Regions from separate parts of the Homo sapiens genome. Here regions 1 and 3 are each linked to region 2. The links are chromatin loops, found by intact Hi-C in ENCODE. Cell type or tissue: ascending aorta. All regions are shown on one strand.

Region 1 (8,000 bases), 60 kb after region 2:
GGAGAAGGGGCTGCTGGAAGGGAGAAGTCTGTGAGCCCTCCTGTCCTACCAGATGGCTCAGGCTCAGGGGAAGACAAAGCAACCCCTATATGAATTTTGGGGAAAGCAAAGGGTAGGAGAACCTTACACCAGCTTGCTGGGCAGGAGAGCTGTTGAGAAGAGATGGGCGTGGGGACAGCAGAGTGACAATGGGGTCTCCTGCAGTCTTACTGGGCCTGTAGATTGGGAGAGTAGCCCAAATTGCCTATGCTCCTGAGATGGATGTGGTAGTGAGCAGAGAATGGAAGCCAGAGGCCCAGGCTGGCGGCTAATTCTCACGTGACAAGCAGACACAGTCATCAGTGGCAGAGAGGGCTGGGCAAGCCAGGGGCCAGATGGAGATATGTTCAGTCCCGTAGACACTGACATGTGGGAATGCTGGTCGCTTCAGCAGATACCAGTGGAAATCAATGTTGACGTTAGGAGCCAGCACAGGATGACTCGTTATAATCAGCATAGGATAGGATAGGCTCTGCTGTAGTAACAAACATACCCCAGAACTTAGTAGCTTGACACATGAACATGTGTTTCTCTTTCACTGTGGTCTAATCCATTGCATGTCGTGAGGGTCTCCTAAGTAGCTCCCTTCCAAGCCATGACTCAGGAGTCCAGTTTGCTCCATTTTAGTTTTGACTTCCAGGATGGCCTCAGCAGAAAGGGAGGACTGGAAGGCTGCACAGGGGGTTTCCCACTGCCTTAGCAAGGAAATGACATACAGTATATCCCCTTACAGCCCCTTGGCCAGAACTAACACCATGACCCCAACCTAACTGCAAAAGAGGCTGGGAAATGCAGTCGTCCATGTGCCCAGGATGAGGGAAATTAAACGGGGCTTGGGAAAACCTAATATCATCTCTATCACCACCACAAACCAGGCATGTCTTAGACACAATGATCTGTACATTCCCTGTGAAATTGAGATGTCATTTCAGGGAGAAAAATCCTAAATTTCAACAAGCTTTAACCTAACTTGAGAAATCACCGAATTCAATTGGTTTTCCATGGAAATGACTAGGTTACCTTTTGTTTTTTTGTCATTAGGGAGAAATGGGGACTAAAGATAGGAAGCAGTTTCTCATGGAAAGGCAAATAAAGTTGAATCTTTGCACACATGAGAGCATGGGCCATGGCATTTGTGCCTGCTCCATTATTATGGGTAATATATTGTTATTGCTGGGGAAAAAAAGCTTACAGATTGTTTGTCAGAAGTGGGATAGCATAGAGATGAAGTGCATTGGCTCATGGGTTCAAATATGAGTTCTGGCCTTTGCTAGCTGGTGTACAGGTTAAATAGGATCAAATGTGGAAATGATCAGCTCTGTGCTGGACACACCATACATTCACAATAAGGTTAGCAGCTGTAAACATCCACAGCTCAAATGAAGATCCAAGGAGTTTAACCTCCCATCTGGTGCTTTTTCATTACCCTACCCTGCAAAGCTCTTGTCATCGTGTTTCCACTTTTAAGATTAATGATGATAATAATAATAATGATGCTAGGAGAAGAAGAAAAAGGAGGAGGAGGAGAGGAATTATCATTAATTGAGCTCCTCTAATGTGCTGGGCATTTTACATAACTCACCTCATTCAATACTTAAAACAACTCTGTGAATTGGGTATCATTATCACCATTTCACAGATGAGGCAATCAAGGCTTACTGAGGTTACATAACTTGCACCAGGTCATAGGAAGTTTGAAAGCACATCCATATTGAGATCCAGCGCTGGCCCTGTCATCCACTAACTGTCAGACCCCGGGTGAGTTGCCTGACCATGCTAGGATTTGCTTTCTCTGCCTATAAAAGAGAAATAAAAATAGTACCTATCTCAAAAAGAAAAAAAAAGTTCATAAATTATTTGACCTTCTTCCAACCAAGAGGTGGGATCTCTGTCCCTCCCCCTTGAATCTGGGCTGACCTTAGTGACTTACTTATAACCAAATAGAATGGAGCTCAACTTCTAAGGCTGCTCAGAAAAGGCCATGTGGTTTCTGCTGGTTCTCTTGGAACAGTTGCCTTTGGAGCCCGGAGTGACACATAAGTTAAATTGTGTTATCCCCCCAAGTTTTTATGTCTAAGAATGTGAAATTATTTGGACATAGGATCTTCATAGAGGTAATCAAGTTAAGATGAGGTCATTAAGGTGGGCCCTGATCCAATATGACTTATTGGATTATGAATTTCCCCCTTATAAAAGGGGGAAATTTGAGTAGAGAGACCCACATAGAAGGAAGATGATGTGCAGACACGGGGAGAAGATGGCTATCTACAAGCCAAGGAGGAAGGCCTGGAGCAGATCCCTCCCTGACAGCCTCAGAAGGAACCCACCCTGCTGACAGCTTGATCTCGGATTTCCAGCCTCCAGAACTGTAAGGTGATAACTTTCTGTTGTTCTAAGCCACCCGGTTTGTGGTACTTTCCTATGGCACCCCTAGAAAATGAATATAATTGTTACACAAGAAGTCTGACTACCCTGAGGCCCATGAGGAAGCCCAGGCCACATGGGGAGGACGCTTCTGTGTATTCTGGTGACAGCTCCAGCTGTGGTCCCAGCTGACAGCCAGCATCAACCACCAGACACGTGGGCAAAAATGTCTCCAGATTGTTCCAGCCCCCAGCTGTCAAGTCACATCCCCCAACCCTTGTTTTCAAGCGTCCCCAGATGAAGCCCTAGACACCATGAAGCAAGTAGACGCTGTTGCACCTTGTCCGAATTCCCGAAGCACAGCATCTGTGAATACAATAAATGGCGGCGTTATGCCACCAAGTTTGGGACTTTATGCAGCAACACTAACAGGAGTAGCCTCACACCTAATGAGGGCCCCAGCCAGGCTCTGAGCCAGGGCTCTGGCCGTGGACTGCAGGCCTTTGCTCTGCTCTCTCATGCAAGCTCAGCAGCATTGCTTTCTCAGAGGGTGCCCAGGTAGGAAGATCTTTGCTGAGTCTTCTCTCCAGGGAAGCAGGGCTGGCCCACGTGGGCTTAGACTCTGGTTCACCTGTGGTTAACCTCCTTTCAGGAAGCCATCTCCCCAGCTTCGTTCTCCAAGCTTGGAGAGCGGGCCAGGCTCCTGAAGGCAGCCATCAAGTGTGACCTCATCGAAGTATGGCTTGAACCTGTTCTCAGGGTCATTTGGCTGATGAGTTTGTGCAACATCAGGGCTGTCGGGAGGCAGAATATGAGCTGGATGTCTGACCACCTGGGTTTAAATTTTGGCTGTGCAACACTAGCTGTGTGGCCTTGGGAAGTTATAATAACCTCCCTGAGCCTGTTTCTTCAACTGCAAAATGGGGACATAATAGCACCCACCTCATAGGGGTTCTAGTGAAGCTCAGACAAGCCATTTTCTTGTGAATCATGGAGCAGGGGTCTGCCTAGCACAGGGTCAGTCCACAGCCCATGTTAGCTACTGTTGCTAGTCATCAATATCAACTGTTTACTTGTAGGGATTTGTTTGTTCTCTCCAATGCAGACTATTTTAGTGCCTGGAAGCATCCTTGCGAAGGAGAAAAGTAGCTTAAAATAAACCCAAGAATGTTGAGTTCTTTCAAAAGTTAATTTACAAAATAAAAAGGTTCCAGACAAATCTAAGGTAGCATTGTTATTACGGGTTTTATTGTTCCAAACAACCTTGAAAAACTAACTCTGGAGCTCCAAAGGGTAGCAATTAGGCCTCTGGTGAGAGCCCTCAAAGTATTTAAAGCCTTGCCAAGGCACTCATGGCTTCACTTCCTTCCCCATTTTGTGGTCGCCGTGTCTGCCTGCATCCCCCACCAGGGCCCAGGCGGGAGCGTGGGGAGGGCCGCGCGGTCTCCCCGCTGCTGCAGGAAACGCTGCCTGCTGTCTGAAGACTCCCAGAAAGAGAAGGCTGAGAGGGTGACTCAAAGTGAACCATCTCCTCCCCCAACCCACGTCCCCCACCCTGCACGCTGCACCGTGACAAGACCCCTCTTCTGAGCCCAAGACTGAATCACGGCTCAGGGCCCTGGGATGCTCACACACCCCTTTGCCCAGCGCTGGCCAAGAGATCCAACTGCACGGTGGCTTCATGGGTCTGAGCTAATTCCCTCCTGAGCTGCAGCTTACCCCACGGCAGCACTTCGTCAGAAACAGTCTCTGGGCTTGCTGCTGGCAGGCTGCTTGCTGGCTGTGAAGTCTTCATCCTGCTCTATGCGAGGCAAGGCTTGTCCAAATATTTGGCTTGATCCTGCTTTCTGATTCATCATGTGCAGGAACCTCCGTAATTTCATCTACTGCGTGACTCAGACAAGAGCTGAACACAAGTGCCGTGCACCGGAGCCCCGGAGCCTGCACAGAGGCCAGGCCTGCATCTTCCCGGGCAAGCCTCCTGGGCTTGGGGAGAGATGCTGGCACTCTCAGGATCAGCTAGCCTGAGATTAAATCTCTTTTGTCTGAGATGATTAACAGAGCCCCAAACACGCCTCGACACAGGGTGTGAGGTGCACTTTGTACCTTTTCCAAGATTTTTTTTTTCTTTTTTAGTGCTAAATCCATTTGCATCTCATAAATTATACTGGCTTCCAAAATGAAGTGTTCCTGACAGCCGCAGGCAGGGTGTGGGTTCCATTGAAACGCTTTTCCCTGTCGTCCCCTCTCTCACTCTGAGACCCTAGAAGATATCCTGCTGATCTTCTAAAGGAGGAGGGGAGGCAGTGAGTGACCTAGATTTCAAATCAGAAAGACAGGTAGAGCCAGCTCGCCTGTCTTCAAAAGGCTGCCCGTGCACTGGGTTCTGGGGTTTTGGAAGGAGCCAGAAGGAAGATGTTCCCCGGGCTCCTACCCAGATGCTCCTGCTTATAGGTAACGTGGTCATTTTCTCCTTCAGCAGGTTTTTCAGCTTAAGAAAGGCCACAGGTTGGGCCAGTGGGGCCCGCGAACCCCCTCGGTGCCCCTAGGTAATGCTATCTGGGGTGGGGAGGGAGGGGAAGTAGAGAGTGATTGACAGTAGAGGTGAGGCACTCCTTGTGGAGGTGGTGGGGCAAGGGAAGGGGACCTCCGGACAGGGGGTCTGAACCCTCCTTCCACCACTCTCCAGCTCTGTGGCTTTGGACAAGTGACTCGCCCTCTCTGAGCCTCTGTTTCTTCATGCACTCATTCATTTCCTGGGTATCGCGTCTGTGCCAGGGCTAGGCCACCCCATTGGCGCTTAGGTTCTAGACATTACACAGTCAACACAGCCCTGTGCCTCTAGAGCACGTCCAGTGGTGGGTGAAAACCAAGCAGAGGACAGAGTTTGGTTCAGGCCAGAACCACACGGCCGTCAGTGAGCTAGGCCAGGGCTGGGCAGACGAGGGGTCCAGCACAGAAGACTGAAGAGGTGCAGCCAGGGAGGCAGGAGGGACCCAGGGAGAGTGACAAGAAAGGGGAGAATGCACACCCCACACAGTGGGAGCTCAGGACATGTCGCTGCTGCTGTTATTATTTGATCGCTGTCAGTGGGCGTGGCAGTATGCTTGGGGCGAGGATGCTGAAGGGAAGGGAAAAGAAGAGCTGGAGGAGGGTGGCTTCGCAGCCAGGGTAAATAGCACAGCCAGATGGCTGCCATCATTTCCCGCCACTCCAGTCGCCCTCCTGCCTCCAAGTCACAGGCAGGCTTCACTTTGCGCCATGACCCGAAGGTCAGCAGGCTGGGGTTTCACAAGTGGGCGTTCCAGGTCCGGGGCCCGCACAGGGAGCACTCCGTCCATGGTCAGGCCTCCAAGTTCCCATCCAGGAGCAGCTGCCGGAGCTCTGGCCCATCCCAGGGGGCCCCAGCTGCTGTCAGCCTGGAGTGGGTCAGAGTGTGGGGGTGAGAGAGGCAGGCCCACCGGGGACAGGGGCAGCTGTCCTTGCCCTAAGGATCTGAGTCACACTCGGGCCAGGGAGCCACGGCCAGGGGCACTCCAGGCTCTGCGGGGGGGGCGTGCAGAAGGTGTGGTGTGTATAGTCACACATGCATATGTCAATGTAGTGTATGCGTATACTGTACGTATATGTGATTCTTTTATCGGTATATTCATAGGTTTATTGAATTTCCATATCCTAGATAGTGGCTATCGTTTATCACCTTTTTCTAAGCAGGGAGAAACAAGACTCAGAGAAGTCCAAAGAAACTAAGCCGAGAAGCAGACAGCAGAACAAAATTTCAAGCCCCACGTTCTGCGCCTTCGGGCAACGGCCATGAAACAAGAGGTCACAGCCGCGGAATGGCTTGAGCCCCAGCTCTCATCACAGATTTCGTTATGCTCCAATGGTAGAAACAAAGGGAAGGTTTTGTGTCTCCTGTTTTTAAGGTTGAGAGAGAGCCATAGAAGGGGACAGAGCTTAAACAAGGCCCCCTCCTGCCTTTCTCCTGCGTAGGCAATGCTGGCCCAGTGGCCCCATCCACTGGGTGTCCCTGTGCCCTGGGCTCCTGGAGGAACCCTGCTGACCAGAGGAGCTCCCCGAAAAGCCCACACTCAGCACTTTTCACCCCCTTCCCTTCCCCTTTCACTTCCTGACACTATTTGGGGCTGTGTCTGCCTCCTCCAAGGGCACAGCGTTCCTCACTCATCTGGGCGTCCCAGGGTGCCAGGCACGATGGCCTGCGATGGGGGCTCACTCTGGTCACTCACCTTTGTATCCACAGGGAAATGGGGAAGCTCTGCAAACCCGGGCCAGGGCACAGCTTGGACAATCTGTCACCAGTGTGCAGAGTCAGCTGAGAAACACAATCCTGCCCAGGCTTTCTGTGGCTGCGGCCAAGAGGGTAGGGCTGCTGGGCTGAAGGCTGTCAAGTGACTGGGCAAAAAAAGCCAGCCTCAGCCTGCATGGCCGCAGCAGTCCATCCTGCAACAGAATAATTCCTCTTAGTGGGAACAGGCCTCCCACGCTTATCACAAAGCGCGGGCTGCCTTTCCAATGCGGCTGGAGGAGATTTACAAAAAGAAAAGGAAGTCGCCCTTACATCTTGGGGAAGTTTAAAGACACCTGGAGAATGAAATCTTGGATTTTACTTTCCTGAAAGGCTGAGGCTAGGCATAATTCTCTGCCTTTGTTCCCCTCCTTTGTCTTGGTTAAATGTTCCTGGCCATACTGTACCTGTGGTTTTATTGTCGTCCTTTTTGGGAACAAGCAGGATATAAATCAGTCAGTGAAATTTTAGAATGTAGCTCTTTGGTCTAGCATCTAAGTAGATAAAGAAGAAACGGGCACTTAATAAGTGCCTCTGGAGGCTTGTGATTTGCATGGGGCTCCCAATGAAAGGTAAAGTCTTTGCTTAGAGGTTACACACACCGAATGCAGGGTGGTCCTCAGGCCTCTGGTCACAGCATGCACAGTGCTGGTGCCTCGATCTGCAAACCTGGTGCGCGCAGCCGCTGGGGACCATCTGCCCCAAGGCCACCCCAGGACTTATCAGAAAGGAGAAGAGTTGGCCGGGCGCGGTGGCCTGGTGATCACACCTGTAATCCCAGCACTTTGGGAGGCCGAGGCCGGTGGATCACGAGGTCAGGAGTTCAAGACCAGCCTGGCCAAGAGGGTGAAACCCCGTCGCTATGAAAAACACAAAAATTAGCTGGGTGTGGTGGTGGGTGCCTGTAATCCCAGCTGCTCAGAAGGCTGAGGCAGAGAATTTCTTGAACCTGGGAGGCGGAGGTTGCAGTGAGCTGAGATCACGCCACTGCACTCCAGCCTGGGTGACAGAGAGAGACTCTGTCTCAAAAAAAAAAAAAAAAGAAAAAGAAAGAAAGAAAAAAAAAGAAAAAGAAAGGGGAAGAGTCAAGTTTCCTGCTCCTTGCTGCAGCCGGCTTGATCAGTGCTCTAGAAAAGGGGGGTGGGTGTCTCCAAACAGCCCCTACCCCAACTTCTTGCCACTGTTGGCTTCCCCGGGTCTTTCTCAGTGCCAGGCAGGGGTCTGACAACAGCAGGGAGTCCAGGCCTTGGAAGGGTCCCCCCAGGCAAAAGCTGATTTGCCTGTCCCCATG
Region 2 (8,000 bases):
AAAGTCATTCACTACTTACCTTATTCTCTCATTTTATTTTTGTGCAAGTTTCTTCTGCAAATTAGGCAGGTTTGCATGTTTGATGTTTACCTTTGTAATGATAACTTCCTATCATGCTCTTAGTTCTCTACTTTGGACTATATCTGTCAGGTCCCTATTATGAGCAATAATGAAATTAGCATATTTCCTCCTCCTTCCCTACCTTTTCCTTTCCTTCATCATCTAATTTTAGTCAGTGTTATCTTTCTTATGTTTATCTTTGTACAATTTAATATGCCCATAAATCTTTTACTTGATGTTCAACCTTAAGTGATATCCTTTGATTTCTGCAACTACAAAGGGGTCAATTAGTGAGCATATTCTACCTTCCACCTTTACCTCCCTTCTCTTTTCTATTCTGGAATTGTATCATTTCTAACATCTCAGCAGATTATGGGACACATTTTCTGATCTGTCATGCTAATCCCCACATTTGTTTAAGCCTTGGAACTATAGTTAGGTATATGCTATGTTCAACCATCTCTTGGTTTTCTGAAGTTTGTCTGTATGTGTTAGATATCCTTTGCCTGTCTTCTACATCTAACATTTTCTCTTTCATCTTTTGAAAAACTTTCTTTACTTCCATTTCATCTGTTCATTGTTTTCACTTTTACTCTTTTTTGTCAATACTGTGTCTTCTCTTTTATGTTCTTGTCAATTTTGTCTTAATTCTATGGTCCTTTTGCTATGTTATTCTATTTCTTTCCCAAGTTCTTCAAGCACGTGATTTGTTTCTTCCTATTATTCTATCATCTCTTCCCTGATATATGTGTATAGATAGATAGATGATAGATAGATGATAGATAGATAGATGATAGACAGATAGATAGATAGATGATAGATAGATGATAGATAGATAGATGATAGATTAGATAGATGATAGATAGATAGACGATAGATAGATGATAGACAGATGATAGATAGATAGATGATAGATAGATGATGGATAGATGATAGATAGATAGATAGATAGATGATAGATAGATGATAGATAGATGATAGATAGATAGATGATAGATAGATAGATAGATAGATAGATAGATAGATAGATAGATTTTTTTTTTTTGAGATGGAGTTTCGCTTCCAGGCTGGAGTGCAATGGCATGATCTCTGCTCACTGCAACCTCCGCCTCCCAGGTTCAATCGATTCCCCTGCCTCAGCCTCCCAGGTAGCTGGGATTACAGGTGCCCATCACTATGCCCGGCTAATTTTTTTTTTTTCGTATTTTTAGTAGATGGGGTTTCACCATGTTGGTCAGGCTGGTCTCAAACTCCTGACCTCAGGTGATCCACCTGCGTCGGCCTCCCAAATTGCTAGGATTACAGTGTGAGCCACCGTGCCCCGGCCGATATTTTTGCTTTTTAATATTAATTTTTGCCTTGTAGTTTTACTTTTAGAGGAAATTTCTTCAATAATCTTTAAATTTCATGGCAACATATTAAGCAACATTTTACTGGTTTCATGATGACAACATTTTTCTGATAAGTATTCTTTATTTCTTGGCAAATCTTGCTGATTTTTTCAGCAAGATATAAAAGCAGGTATCTTTAAATTTGTGTTTGGGTAGTTCATTTTAAAAATTATTCATCTTGAATGACTTGGGTTTCCCCGGATCAAAAGGTTTCCGGCAGGGGAGTGGTATGGAGAGGTGGACTGGAGACAATATAACCTTCTAAATTTTACAACTCACAGAATTTCTTCTTCTCTGCTCTGCCACAGAGACAGACTGTTTCTTGCAGATAAGGCGCATCTTTGTGATTCTTTGAGCAGCTCCACCTTTTTTGCTTTTTTGTATCATATGACCCATCCAAGAGTGTTTCTGCTGCCCAGCTTTGCTTACTATACTTCTTGCTTTTTTTTAACTGAAAACAGGAGACACATATGTACACGTCGAGTAGAGCCTCTTACCTATTTTTATTGGCACTTTCAACTCTGCTACCCCCACCCCCACCCTGGGCCATCTAGCTGCTCTCTGAACCTTTTTCTTTATATTCTTCTTATAGCTTTTGCTTAATATCAGCCGCCTTGACATTCCTTGCACAAATTTTAGAGTCTGCATATAATATCTAGCTATCTTGATTTCACTGAAAGTGGAGTATGTAGGGTGTTTTTCATTCTCCTTGCTGCTTTTGTAGGATTCTCTGGAGGACAAGGTGAAAGATGTTGATTTACTCAACCATGTTCTACTTGAAGTCTGACCCTATTATTTGTCCTTGAAGTTAACACATCCTGTTGTTCATGTCCTTGTGTATTCTGAAAAATTGATTATTATCTGTTACCCAATATTTCAATTTAATTGAAATATTTGATTTTGTAATTTTTATAGATTTGATTTTTATTTTATTAAAAATTATAGAAGGAGACGATCGTAAAGAGTGAAATATTCACCAGTTGGGGTGGCAGTGTGGCTCTCAGCAGTTCCTTCTTTTGGAATTGGCACCCATACTTAGGGGGAGGCCTTATCCCTGCTCCTCTCATCACAGCTGTTTGGCACAGTAATACTGATGAGCAGTAGGCAATTGTCATAATCAACAATTCAGAAATATTACAATCACCAGTTCATAAATTCGTTTCTTACCTTTTCTTTACTTTCTTCTAAAAAGGAAATGGGAATGCATTGTTTTATTTATTGTATCTATATCTTGGGATAACTGCTATTACTATTTTCATTTTACAGATAATGAAATAAAGCTCAAAGAGGCTCAGTTTCCAAGATTACACAACCAGGTAGGTGCTGAGATAGGATTTAAATCCAAGACCACCTAAATCTGAATTACAGTCATTTTACTATATTATACTATGCTATACTATCAATATAACAACACTACACTATACACCAGACTATACTATACACTATACCATACCATACCATTACCATCCCATACCATCCCATGCCATACCACACCACACCATACCATTATCATACCATAGCATGCCATTACCTTAACATGCCATGCCATACTATGCCAGGCCATACCATACGGTTACTAGGCCATCCCATACCATACCATACCATCCCATACTAATGCCATCCCATCCCATACCATACCATCCCATCCCATACTAATACTATCCCATCCCATCCCATCCCATACCATACCATCCCATACTAATACCATCCCATCCCATCCCATCCCATCCCATCCCATCCCATACCATACAGGCAGCCTCCTTACTTTCTGGGGTGAATTCACATTTCCTGGAAATACACATATTATAAAATATACATACTATTGTGTACGTACTTTAGTAGAGTTTATAAACTTTATTAAATAACTATTCTTAAGTTTAAAGGCAGGTATATTAGTGAAGTCATTAAGTTGTTAGTAATGCCTATTTTTCTTTTCCAAATGATAACCAAAAATAATTTTTGCATGGGAAAGAGCCTTTTGTTTTTCCTCAAATTTTAAGCTTTCCCCTAGGGAATGAAAATTTCAAAGATGTTAAATAGTTCCCTAACTCAAGGTCTAAAGCAGGGGCAAATGTCCTATTCAGTAAGCCTGGGAACTCATCTACATTTCCTCCGGGTCAAGAGGCAGAGAGGCCGGAGTGCTTTCAGCTCTTGTCTGAAGATGTACACTGACAGCACATGGGCAGGTCACGAGGCAGCAGGATGCTGAGACAAGATCCATACTCCCATTCCTGACTCTGTGGCTCATACGCTGGGGAGCCCTGAGCAAGTTACTTACCCTCTTGGGATCACAGTTGCCTCATTTTTACAAAGAGTGTGTTAGACTAGATGGTCTTATATAAGGCCTCCTCCAGAGAAAAAAATGATAGAATTTGTGCTTTTTATAAGGCAGACTGTGTGAGCTATACTGTTAGAGTTTTAAAAAGCACACAGCTTACAAAAGTATTTTATAAACTATAATCTAAATAGCATCTGAAAGCAAATGCAACATTTTAAAAAATCCTTATCTCTGGGTGGTAGAATTTCCTTCTGTATGTTTTTCTGCCTTTTTCAATTTCTGTACAATGAATATGTATTATTTTTGTAATCTGAAAAAAATTGTATTTTGTTTTTTAACACATTGGAAACTGCAAGGGAACCAAAAATAGAATAAAACAACCCAAATTTTAATGTAGCCAGGATACCAGACAGAAGGCCCAACATCCCACATATTATGGAACGTTTTAAGGTGTCAGGGGGTCAGGATCTCATCTGACAGATGGACTCACCAGCAACCCAGTCCTCTCAGCAGAATCCGGGGACAGTGTTTCCATAATGACTCACGGGGACGGTGCCAGCCAACCCCAGATCACAGCCTTTTCCATTTCCAGCCCCAGAGTTGTCACAGCCTGACACTGTGGTTCTCATGGAATTCTGAAACAAGCCTGGCTTCATCATAATGACTGCCTATTCAAGGCAGAAATGGGAAGGAGGATATGACTAATGACATTTGGAGGGAGATTGGGAACAAAACCAAAAATTACAGTGACTTTCTGGTTGGGACACACTGGTTAGGAACAGAACTGCATATTCAGAAATCCAAGAGTGTGTGGCCTGGCCAAAGGACCAGAGGCAAAAATAAACATCAGACCTGCCCAATTTGTCAGTTTTGAGTGATGAATCTTGAGCTTCAGGCTGGGAGTTGGGCAAGAAGCCATTTGACAGGTGGACTCCTCAGCAGTGGGGGCAAACTTGCTTGGTGGGGAACCACAGTAGGGAGACCCATCTTGGCATGAAGGACACTCCCAGTTGTCTTGTAAATGCTATCCCCCCAACCCACGCCAAAATTATCCTCATGGCATCTCACATTCCCAAGGTAGATTCAGACAAAATCATTGTCAGTTCACAAGCTTAGCCAATTGTGTAAGACTCACAACTCCCAGGCACTCCAGTTTCCATTCATTAATAGGGGTTCTTATCCTGGACCCACGGACTTCTCAGGGGTCTGTGGACAGAATTCAGGGGTCTTTGATCTTGGGTGAAAGAGCAATTGGATGTTTATTTTTATTAACCTATGACTGAAATTTAGCATTGCCTTCTGTAATGTATGTTGGCAACAAACCACAGTAACATCAATAGTACCCTGACGTTGTCAGCAATGGGAAGTAGTGATATATTTAAATTACATTACCTTGTTGTAAATATCTCAAAATAATGCTTATGCTTATTACTGCTTGAAAATTACAGAACTCATTAGACCCACTATTAGGTCTTGTTATTCAATGCATTAATTAAGAAACACATCTATTACTATGGCACAAATTCACTTAGAAAAATATTCTAATAACTACATCCACTATAATGATTTCCACTGTAGTCCTCTGTATTTTACCTTGTGCATTTCCAAACATTCTCAAAAGTAATCCATAGGTTTCACAAGATGGCCAGAGGATCTGCAGCATAAAAACATTTAAGAATGACTGCATTAAAATAAAAATATGGTACTTCCTTTTTCATCCACATTCAACATTAGACTAAATCTTTGGTACTTGATTACCTCTGAAGACTTCGGCTGCCAGGCGAGATGGGATAATGGGTCAGAGACTCTCCATCAATATAACTTAAAATCTGCACCAAATATACAAAACAACTATTTTCAAAACATTGGAAATCAGCTAACAAAGTGTAGTGATCCATGAGAGCTGGGAAATGAATAAAGGGAAGCCTACCATTGCCAAAGTGTACAGCCAGAAGACAGTTTCCAGGCATGAGTGCAGGCAGGGGAACCCAGCTGGAGCCTGCTAGTCTCCCCTGGTTAAGAAGACTTCAGTTGGAAGTCTGAGAGACAGAGGTGGCTAGAGTTTGCAAGACATAGTATCAAAGAAGAAAGAGCTGCAAAGAGAAAGAGTTCTGGAGATCTTCAAGGAAGTCCCTGTAAGTCTTCAGCTATGGACGGATCAGCACATGCATAAGAGAAAACTACCCACGGCTGAAGAAAGAAGCCCCTGAAAGGATTACAGGGAGCAACGCTGGAAATCAGCCTGAGCAGGGAAGGGTTCACAGTTCAGTGGTCACAGATTCTACCTCAGTAATGGGGAAAAAGTTAACCCTAGACTAAATGCTATTCTGGGCCCTCCTGTCAAAACTTGAAAGTAAAATCTGAAAGAAGCAAACTGGACCCAAGTACCTTAACTGAACTTCAGGATAAAACTCAAGAATATGAATAGAAGTAGGAATACAAAAGTGTCCAACACTTAAAAATGTAAAATTGATAATGCTGGTATCTCAGAATTACCAGGCGTGCAAAACAGCAGAAAACTATGACCCATGATGAGAAAAAAATTAATCAATAGAAACTGGCCCCAAAATAACACAGATGATGTAGTTGCTAGCCAAGGACATAAATATAGTAATTATAATTGTATTTCGTGTGTACCAGAAGATAAAGATTAAACATGTTAAGTAGATATATGGTAGATATTACACACACACACACACACACACACATGAATTAAGAGATGAAAACTACCATGTCTGAGATGAAAAGTAGTTGGGACAGGATTTATGCTGCAGAAGAAAAGTTTAGTGAACTTGAAGACATGGCAACAGCAACTATCCAAAATGAAACACAGAAGAAAAAATAGAATAAAAAAACGATTAACAGAGATTCAGTGAACTGTGGAACAATTTCATGTGGTCTACTATATGTGTAATTGAAGTCTCCAAAGGAGGAGAGAGCAGAAAAAATAATTGAAGAAATAATACCCTCAATTTTTTCAAAGCTGATGAAAAATATAAACTCACACTATAAATTCAAAACACTCAATTAACCCCCAAGTACAAGAAATGTGAAGAAGGCTGGGCATGGTGGCTCATGCCTGTAATCCCAGCAGTTCGGGAGGCTGAGGTGGAAGGATCACTTGAGGCCAGGAATTCAAGATTAGCCTGGGCAACAAAGCGAGAACTCATTTCTACAAAAAAATAAAAAAAATTAGCCAGACATGGTGGCGTCCACCTGTAGTCCTAGCTACTTGGGAGACTGAGGCAGGAAGATCACTTGTGCCTGGGAGTTCGAGGCTGCAGTGAGCTTTGCACCAGCCTAGGTGACAGAACAAGACCCTGTCTCCAAAATTTAAAACATAAAAAATAAACAGGTGAAGAAAACCAAGGCATATTACAATCAAATTGCTTCAAACCAATGGTAAAGAGAAATTCTTGGGCCGGGCGCCGTGGCTCACGCCTGTAATTCCAGCACTTTGGGAGGCCAAGGTGAGCGGATCATTTGAGGTCAGGAGCTTGAGAGCAGCCTGGCCAACATGGCAAAACCCCATCTCTACTACAAATTAAAAAATAGCCAGGCATGATGGCGCACACCCGTAATCCCAGCTACTTGGGAGGCTGAGGCACAAGAATCGCTTGAGCCTGGGAGGCAGAGGTTGCAGTGAGCCAAGATCACACCACTGCACTCAAGCCTGGGCAACAGAGGGAGAGAGGGAGACTATGTCTCAAAATAAATAAATAAATAAAAAATAAAAAAGAGAAACTCTTAAAGCAGCCAAAGGAAGAAAGACACCTTATTGTACAGAGGAACAAAGTGAGGATTCTAGCACATTTCTCATCTGGAACTGCAAGTGAGAAGATGGTACAGCAACATCCTCAAAGTATTAAAATAACAAAAGAAAACAAAGCAAAAAACCCATCAACATACAATTTTTCTCCTTATGTTAAATCCTTTAAGAAGTTTTTAAAAAATTAGTATTTATATATTTAATAAGTAATTAAATGTTTACATAATACTGTACAGATCTTCCCCTTCCTTGGTTAAATTTATTCCTAAATGTTTTTTGATGCTATTGTAAATGGGATTGTTTTCACTGCAACCTCCATCTCCTGGATTCAAGTGATTCTCCTGCCTCAGCCTCCTGAGTAGCTGGGATTACAGGCAGGCACCACCATGTCCAGCTAATTTTTGTATTTTTAGTAGAGACAGGGTTTCACCATGTTGCCCAGGCTGGTCTCGAACTCCTGGCCTCAAGTGATCCACCCACCTCGGTCCCCAAAGTGCTGGGA
Region 3 (8,000 bases), 94 kb after region 2:
CCCCGCTGGGTAAGGGCGGCACTCAGGACGGAGAAGGTGCACCATCTGCTTCAGGTGCGAATGGGACCAAGCTCCAAGTTTCCTGAGAATATGGAGGCAAAGGAGAGACAGGGCAAAGAGAGAGGAGGAGACTCACACTCCCAGTGCTCCCTGTGTGCGTGTCCCCGCCTGGCTGGTGCCTTGGCTATGCAAACCCCGCGTGAGCAAGCTGGACTGCCCTTCCTCTGTGGACCAGACGAACCCTCCTCTGCTGGGAAGAGCTCTCGTCCAGGCCATCGCTTCACCCTGGCTCTTTCCTCTGAGCTCCTGTAGTGCTGTTGCCTGCACCACTGGGGCTGAAGGAAAGAATCGCCAACACCGCACTGCACTGGGGATATCTCTAAACTTCAGGTTCCATGATTTGCCCTGGGTCATATGTGGCCAGTGTCTGCTGGTTTGCTGGATTCCCCTCTCCTAATCCCTTTCTGCTATTCTAGGGATATTAACCTTTTTCTGGAGCATGGACACTTTTTGAGAACCTGATGGAAGCTATGGACCTCTTTCTAGAAAAATGTACATAAAATATAAAATGTCTGCAATGTCAGGGCGTCTGTGGATTCGCTGAAGTCCATTCAGGGACTCTTCAAGCCAGTGGTTTCTAAACTTCAATGTGCATCAGAATCATCAGGGGCTTGTCAAAAATACAGATGTTCCAGCTTTACCAGCTGGTCTGGGGTGACAGGGAATCTGCATTTTGGCCTGAAGTTGTTTAGATGCTTGTTCTAGACCCGTACTTCAAGAAACACTGCTCCGTGGCCAAGCGCCACGGCTCACACCTGTAATCCTGGCACTTTGGGAGGCCGAGGTGGGGGGATCACCTGAGGTTCAAGACCAGCCTGGCCAACATGGCAAAAACCCATCTCTGGTAAAAAAATACAAAAAAAATAGCCAGGCTTGATGGTGCGCTCCCGTAATCCCAGCTACTTGGGAAGCTGAGGCAGGAGAATCACTTGAACCCAAGAGGCAGAGGTTGCAGTGAGCCGAGATGGTGCCACCGCACTCCAGCCTGCATGACGGAGCAAGACGCCATCACAAAACAAAACAAAACAACACAAAACAACAAGAGCAACAACCAGAAACACTGCTCCGGCCGTCTGTGGAGCCCAAGTGAAGACCTCGTTCAAAATCATCTCCAGATGTACAGGTCTTGATGTCCCAAAGGAAACTGCAAGCTCCCTTACAGAAGGGACCGAATCTTAAATCTCTGTACCCAGCCCCAGTGCCCCAAGACCTCATCCATAAGTACTCATTGTTTGCCAAAACTCCTTAACGTTCCCCAAAGAGGACTCTGGGGAAAATCACAAACCAATTGATGTGGGCAGACTCTTTCTTCTTGTAACCCCAATGGGGCCAAACAATGTTGCCTTGTTGTGATGTGATGTGATGAGATGAGATTCCATCCCCTACTCTCAATTTTTCCACCATTGGCGGCACTTAGAAGGGTCTTTGCAAAGGCAAAAAGAATTCCCAGGGCTCATGGCTTTCCTGCCCGGCTGCACTAGCTGTGTGTCAGCTACCAGTTCAGTCAGGGGGACGGTGTGTGCTGGCGTTATTATGCCTCGGTGTTTGCTAGTTTGAATCTGGAATTCTAATCTGATTGACTAAGTAACTTTTACTCTAATTAGAATAGTAGGGTTTGTTCTTAATCTGCAACCATTTAATCTTCCGTCTCATTAATTGCACAAAGGTCTTTATGAATATGTAGATTGGGAAGGAAATAAAAGATTATTTGACCTTGAAGAAACACATATAAAATAGGTATACACTCTCAACCTCCTGTTCCCTTTTATTATGCAGATGTGAAAACTGGTAAGGCTCCAAATCAGGCTACTGTCGGTTATCGACAATCTTGCAGCCAATTAGGATGCAGCATTCTGATGAGCCATACAAGTTTAATAATTAGTATAGTATTTACATGTGAGCTGCTTGCTGAGAATTTGCATGTAAATAAAAATGTGCCTATCAAAACCAGTCAGCAGCAGCCCACTGATGAAAAATGTCAAAAAGGTCCAAAGTAAAACAGAAAAATGCTGTGAAGGAAGGGGCCATATGTCTCCAGCCTCAAGTTGAGTCCTCATTTGAAGGGTAAATGGCCTTCTGAGTATACCTTGTGTCTTGCCTTTTAGAGATATGGGTGATTTGTTCTCTGAAAAGTTTGGAACATAATGTCAGACAAGCTGACTGGCTGGTTAAAATTCTGACCCTACCACCCACCAGTTGGGAACCTCTCTGAGTCTCAATTTCCTCATCCGTAAAACGGGGAAAACCGCTGGGCATGGTAGCTCATGCTTGTAATCCCAGCACTTGGGGAGGTCGAGGCAGGTGGGTCACTTGAGGTCAGCAGTTCGAGACCAGCCTGGCCAACATGGTGAAACCGTGTCTCTACTAAAAACACAAAAATTAGCCAGGCCTGGTGGCAGGTGCCTGTAATCCCAGCTACTTGGGAGGCTGAGGCAGGATAATCACTTGAACCTGGGAAGTGGTGGTTGCAGTGAGCCAAGACAGAGCCACTGTACTCCAGCCTGGATGACAGAGTGAGACTCTGTCTCAAAAAAAAAAAACAAAAAAAAACAAAAACGGCAGGGGGAAACCCCACCTTTCTTACAGACCTGTGTGGCTTAAGTTAAATAACATTGAACATGTTATTTCCTGGCACAAAAAGACTGCCCACAAAATGTGCATTTATTTATGTGCCTATTTCCTTTCTTCCTTCTGACTATATACATGGAAGACTAGAAAGTATTTTCTCTGCAGCTGAATTGACCCATAGGGAGAAACTTGTTCTTGTCTCCAAGGAGAATGCTTGGAGGGAATAATGGCTCTCTATTTAGCAAACCACTGGCTTTTCTTGTGCCAAGGAGGGTTTATAAGTCAGAGCGAGGGAGACAGAAGTTCGTGGTTTGCTAGGGTGGCACCTGGCGTGATTGTCAATCACCCTAATTTCACATTCAGACTGCCCAGTGTGAACCATGACCGAAACAGTCACGTGTGTCAGAGCTGAGCTGCCCAGGACCTCCAGCAAGGTCTTGAGAGGCCGCGTGGAGGAGAGGAGGGGTAGGCTGGGCAGCTGTTTGGGAAAGAGCGGGCACGGCTCCTGGCTGGGCGCAGTGGCTCACACCTGCAATCCCAGCACTTTGGGAGACCGAGCCGGGTGGATCACCTGAGGTCAGTAGTTCGAGACCAGCTTGACCAACATGGCAAAACCCCATCTCTATTAAAAATACAAAAAATAAAAATTAGCCAGGCATGGTGGTGGGTGCCTGTAATCCCAGCTACTCAGGAGGCTGAGGCAGGAGAATCATTTGAACCCAGGAGGCGGAGATTGCAGTGAGCTGAGATCGCACCACTGCACTCCAGCCTGGGCAACATAGTGAGACTCCGTTTCAGGAAAAGACAAAACAAAACAAACAAACAGAAAAAAATGGGCACAGCTCCTGAGGAATTGCTATGCTCCTGCCCTGTGCTGGACCACGTCTCTCCTGGCTCCCCAAACAGTACTCTACCCCTTTTATACTAACCTGTTGTGGAATTAGGTCTCTCTGCAGGATATAAGGATTGCTGAGGGCAGCCTCAGGGCAGGTGCATGGAAAGAAGGTGGAGCCACCCACGGGAGCCCCGCACTTCCCTCACTCCAGGCGCTAGTGTTTAGCCAGTACTCCCAGTGATGGCTGCGCTGGTTATGAGGACCCTGCCATCTTTCCAGACTATGGCCCAGTACCCACTGCTGTGCCCCCATGGTTGGCTGACCTAGCCTTTCTCCAGAGCCCCCAGGGGACCCAGCATCTCGAAGGTTAACAGCTTCACCCCACCCTGAAGTGGGCTCCAGGGTCCAGCACCAGCCCATCCATTGTCATGTTTTCTGATTGGGTGACTGCTCTCCAACACCAGTACATGTGGTGATATCACGTCTTTGGTTACCTATGTCTGCACCGAGCTCAAAATTCATCTTTGCCGTAACATTTGCAATGGCAATCCTGTCTTTAAGGAGACTCAGCCTCATCACCCTTCAAGGGGAAACCCCGTATGCTCTTTTCCAGCGTGGTCCCGTGAGTATTTCCGTGAATGCTGCGAAGGGGAGAGTTAGCCACCGAAGCACCCACTCTCGGCTCAATGATTTTGTACCAGGTGCCTGGGGTGTTGGGGCTGGCAGGGAGAGGGCACGGCTTGGGAGGGGAGGGTTTTCCTGGCTAGCGCGGGGCGTGATGTTTGGCTCCTGGCCTTTGACATAGTTGACTAATCCTTTCCACTGCCAGAAGCCTGCAAGGAATGGCATGTGTGGAGAAGATGGGGTGGGGGTGGAGTGTTCTGAAGCAGAAGAAGGCAATCACATGACTATTATTGCTTTTAATCTTTACATGTGGAGCAAATGAGAGCTGAGAAATTTTAAGAGTTAATCAGCAGTTTTCAGATGACATAGCTCACATTCTTTTTTGTATTCAAACGCCAGCCAGAGAACTCTGGCAAAAAGATCAAGTCCATAGATGCTTGAGTGGTGGAAAAAATAGTGACACAGTTTTTCCATTGCAAATCAAAAAGATATGATCTTATGTTAGTACAGGGAAGTGTTTATGAGCAGTGGCATTAAAGGGAGCAAAACAAAAGTCGGTGTATATATACCAATTAAAAGTGTGTACAAACAGCTCTAAGCACGTCAACAAAGCTCAGATGCGATCACAAAGCTTTGCCTCTGGTATAGCATTGGGCTCTCTTTTGAATGCAAAGTTGAGTTTTAAATTGTTCTGGTAAACATTAATCAGCAATCTGGACCAACTGTTCCAGGAGGAGGGTGGCATTCCCAGGGGCTATCCAAGTGTTTCATGGATGTCTGGTGCCAGGTCCTTTCTCTGAGCCCCAGCACAGGTGCTGAGACTACATCCCCCACTGCATGTGGTGACCCACCTAAAGGCAACTGCAGATGGGGTGGGTTTACAATGCTCTCCAGCATAGGAGAGTGAGGGGGAAGCAGGATGCCGAACCGTGCACATTGCACAGCTACTGCCTGTGCCCAAAACACACCCAACCAAAAGGGACGAATATGTCCCAGAGTGCACAATTTGCCTCTGTCGTCAAGTTGGTCTTCAGGGAGTAGAGAAAAAGCTTGGGGATGGGAAAGAATGAGGCTTCACTCAATGCCATTTTGTGCCATTTGAGTTAAAAAAAAAATACAAGCATTTCCTATTGCAAAAAGGAATTTACTAATTATTTAAAATATTTAAATGGGCCTCATCAATGCATACAGCTGGGCTCCAAACAAGATGCCCTTAGAACAGTTAAACCTCGTCCACACCCTTGAGTTCCCAGAGGGATTCCGTTCCCCACCCTCTGCCCCAGTAGTGGCAGCCTCCTCGGCTCCCTGCGCTTAGAGACAGCGTCTCGAAGGATCCATCCTTGAGCTCTTCCTTTCCCAAAGTCCTCACACCCACATTGCTTTCAGGAGAAGGAAAGTGATTGTGGGAATGAAAAAAAAGCAAAAAACAGGCACTGTGCTTAACAACAACAAAATCCAAGATAGCCTTTTGCAAATCAAAAAAGAAGCTGGAGATAAACGTAGTTTGTACTTAGTATAGACAGGAGACGGAACATCCTCTTCCCCCAACTGAGGAGGGGCATCGGAGCTGGGGCAGGCCGCAAGGTGAGCCAGACTTCAGGGAGGCTGGGAGGCTTTGGGTGGGAGAGCAAAGTGGAGCATGGAGTCAGGGGGTAGGGTTGACAGATAAAGTGGAAGACACTCAGTTAAAACCGAATATCAGATAAACAATGATTGTTTGTAAAGTATGTCCCATATATTGCATGGCGTTGCTGTAGAGGAGGAAGCCTCCACACAGGTTCCGGGTGGGGATGTACTGGGTGAGCCCCCCCACCCCGCTACAGTGACACTGCAGACCGTTGTTCTGCTGGAGTCGCTGTCGTCCCACCTGGCATGAAGCCAAGCATCCTTAGAAACCATGATTCCAATGTTCTCATGTTATACATGAAACACCTGAGACCCAGCGGGCTTAAGCAAATTGCCTAGTCGCTTTATAGTTATCCACCCAGTAGGTGGTAGATGAGATTCTCCCTGAGACCAAGGCCTCCTGCTTACACCAGGAAGGTGTGGTGGGTGGCAGGGGTTGCCGAAGGCTGTGAGTTGCCGCCGCGGCTGCCTGAGCCTGACTCACACTCAAGTGCTCAGGCTGGTCACCACCCAGATGAAGGGGTTCGGGCTTCACTGGGCATGTTCCCTGCCCTGCCCTGTGGGTCTCACAGTGTCAGGTTCATTTTCAGTCTTTCAGCTTTGGAAGAGCTTTGGAATGTCATTAAGACATTCGAACCCCTTGCTGGAACCCAGGTTGGCGTCAGTCTCCATGACCTATCAGTGTGACCACCACTAGTGGCATCTAAACCACTAACTCACCCACTGGGGAGTGTGAAGCCCCAAGGTAAAATGCCACCTGCCTGGAACAGATGCCTCCCCACCATGTTCGTTGTGGGCCTGCTTCCAAATTGGATCACAAGAAAGCAGAGAAATGGAGGAACAACCAAGTCTAGAAGTCGGGACCACCTTGACCTGTCCACCTTACTGGACAGGAAGAGGAGTAGGGAGGTTAAGTCCCTTGCCTAAGGTCACCCAGGTCTTGAGCGGAGGAGCCAAGAGTCGCACCTGGGGAGTCTGACCGCAGATCCAGAGTGCTGAGTAACTCTTGGCTAGTCCATCTTTCCAGATGATCTCCGTGGTCCCCGGGTGATATGGGGACTGCAGTCCGCTCAGTCCCCCCGCTGCTAAAAGGCTGTGCAGGATGAGATTCTCCAGCCGCAGCTCTATGGAGAAGCCCTTCACTCCTGTCTCCATGCTCAGCCACCCCAAGTGGCAAAGTTTGAGGAGAAAGCTGTGCACCCTTCCACCCTCTCAGGTCTGAAAGGAGCCTTTTGAATCAAGGGTATGTGGTGGCTTGGCAGGAAAGACGGGGAAATTCAGAGCAAGAGCAAGATACAAAGATGCATCCACAGACCCTGTGAGGGATGGAAAACCCAGTGCAAGCGGGCTTAGGCAAAAAAAAAAAGAAAAAAAAAGAAAATGTATATCCCTACTACATTTCTGTGAGGTGGGCTCTATTTGAAGCTCTATTTTGTAGATGAGAAAATGGAGGCGAATGCATTTAAAAAGCTTGCCCACGCTGACATAGTGGGTGACGGAGCTGGGATGGAACTCAGGCAGCTGGGCCAGCAGCCATGACACCGCCCGGGAGTTTGTCAGAAATGCAGAGCCCCAGGCCCCTCCTCAGACCCTGATCAGAGGCTGCTCCTCACAAGGCCCCAGATGATTTATGTGCTTGGTCCAGCTGGAGAAGGTGGCCCCGGAGAACCGTCACATGCTCCTTCTGGGTTTGTAGGACCACGCAGCCGAGATGTCCAGGGATCTTTGTCATTCTGTCGACTGCTGTGTCTCCAGCACTTAGAACAATGCCTGGCATATAGTAGGTGCTCAATAAATGTTTACTAAGTGCGTTAATTGAATCTGAGTATGGCTGCGTTTAGACTGAGCTCAGAACGACCTCAAAGACCTCGGCGAGGGTTTCTGCCTGGGCTGGTCCCCTTCTCCCCAGCCATCTTGATGGAAGGCCGGAGGGGGATAGGTCACTGGACGGATTAGTCATTGTTTGGGATTATCTGTTTCCCTCATTAGTGGAGCTAATCACCCAACGTTGGATCAAATCACAAAAATCTGTGAAACCCCTGGGAGCAGCGCCTCTTCCAGCCACGATCCTCATTTCTTCCGTTTGTTCATCAAACCTTTCCCTCCTCGGGTACCAGGGCTGCTGTTTGGCCACTCACATACCTCAGGCTCATTTCACATACCCGGGGGTTATTTCAGCCACATCTCTCCAAGGCTGCGAAGGTTTTATTTTTGTTCCGTGAAAAGCCTTCAAAGCCCTCACTCTGAGCTTTGAGTTTGGTGTGGGCAATTTGAAACATTTAATGGG

Evidence for each region. A loop is a pair of places that touch in the nucleus more often than their neighbours do. Peaks named below come from ENCODE experiments on the same cell type or tissue, not always from the same donor. Only the 100,000 strongest peaks of a DNase experiment are listed, where the experiment ranks them.
Region 1: it touches region 2 in a loop (6-fold over the local background); 2 of 110 quality-filtered maps call a loop at or near these places.
Region 3: a loop joins it to region 2, with 6 times the contacts of the local background. A loop is called at or near these places in 2 of 110 quality-filtered maps.

What each region holds. Positions count from the first base shown.
Region 1 is chr15:99,472,925-99,480,924 of GRCh38, reverse strand. No RefSeq gene overlaps it. Among named protein-coding and RNA genes, the nearest start is that of LINC03080, 42 kb to the right of the region's middle. RefSeq lists silencers at 4,047-4,341, 5,527-5,821 and enhancers at 5,249-5,924, 5,925-6,601. In ascending aorta, no CTCF peak of the experiment used is centred here; DNase peaks (open chromatin) are centred at 4,214, 6,514 and 6,732; H3K27ac peaks cover 4,590 bases.
Region 2 is chr15:99,533,216-99,541,215 of GRCh38, reverse strand. No RefSeq gene overlaps it. Among named protein-coding and RNA genes, the nearest start is that of MEF2A, 29 kb to the left of the region's middle. In ascending aorta, no CTCF peak of the experiment used is centred here; DNase peaks (open chromatin) are centred at 3,645 and 4,295; H3K27ac peaks cover 2,242 bases.
Region 3 is chr15:99,438,963-99,446,962 of GRCh38, reverse strand. No RefSeq gene overlaps it. Among named protein-coding and RNA genes, the nearest start is that of LINC03080, 7.8 kb to the right of the region's middle. RefSeq lists an enhancer at 7,897-8,000. In ascending aorta, no CTCF peak of the experiment used is centred here; DNase peaks (open chromatin) are centred at 3,052, 4,262, 4,812, 7,852 and 2 weaker places; H3K4me3 peaks cover 1,486 bases; H3K27ac peaks cover 5,791 bases.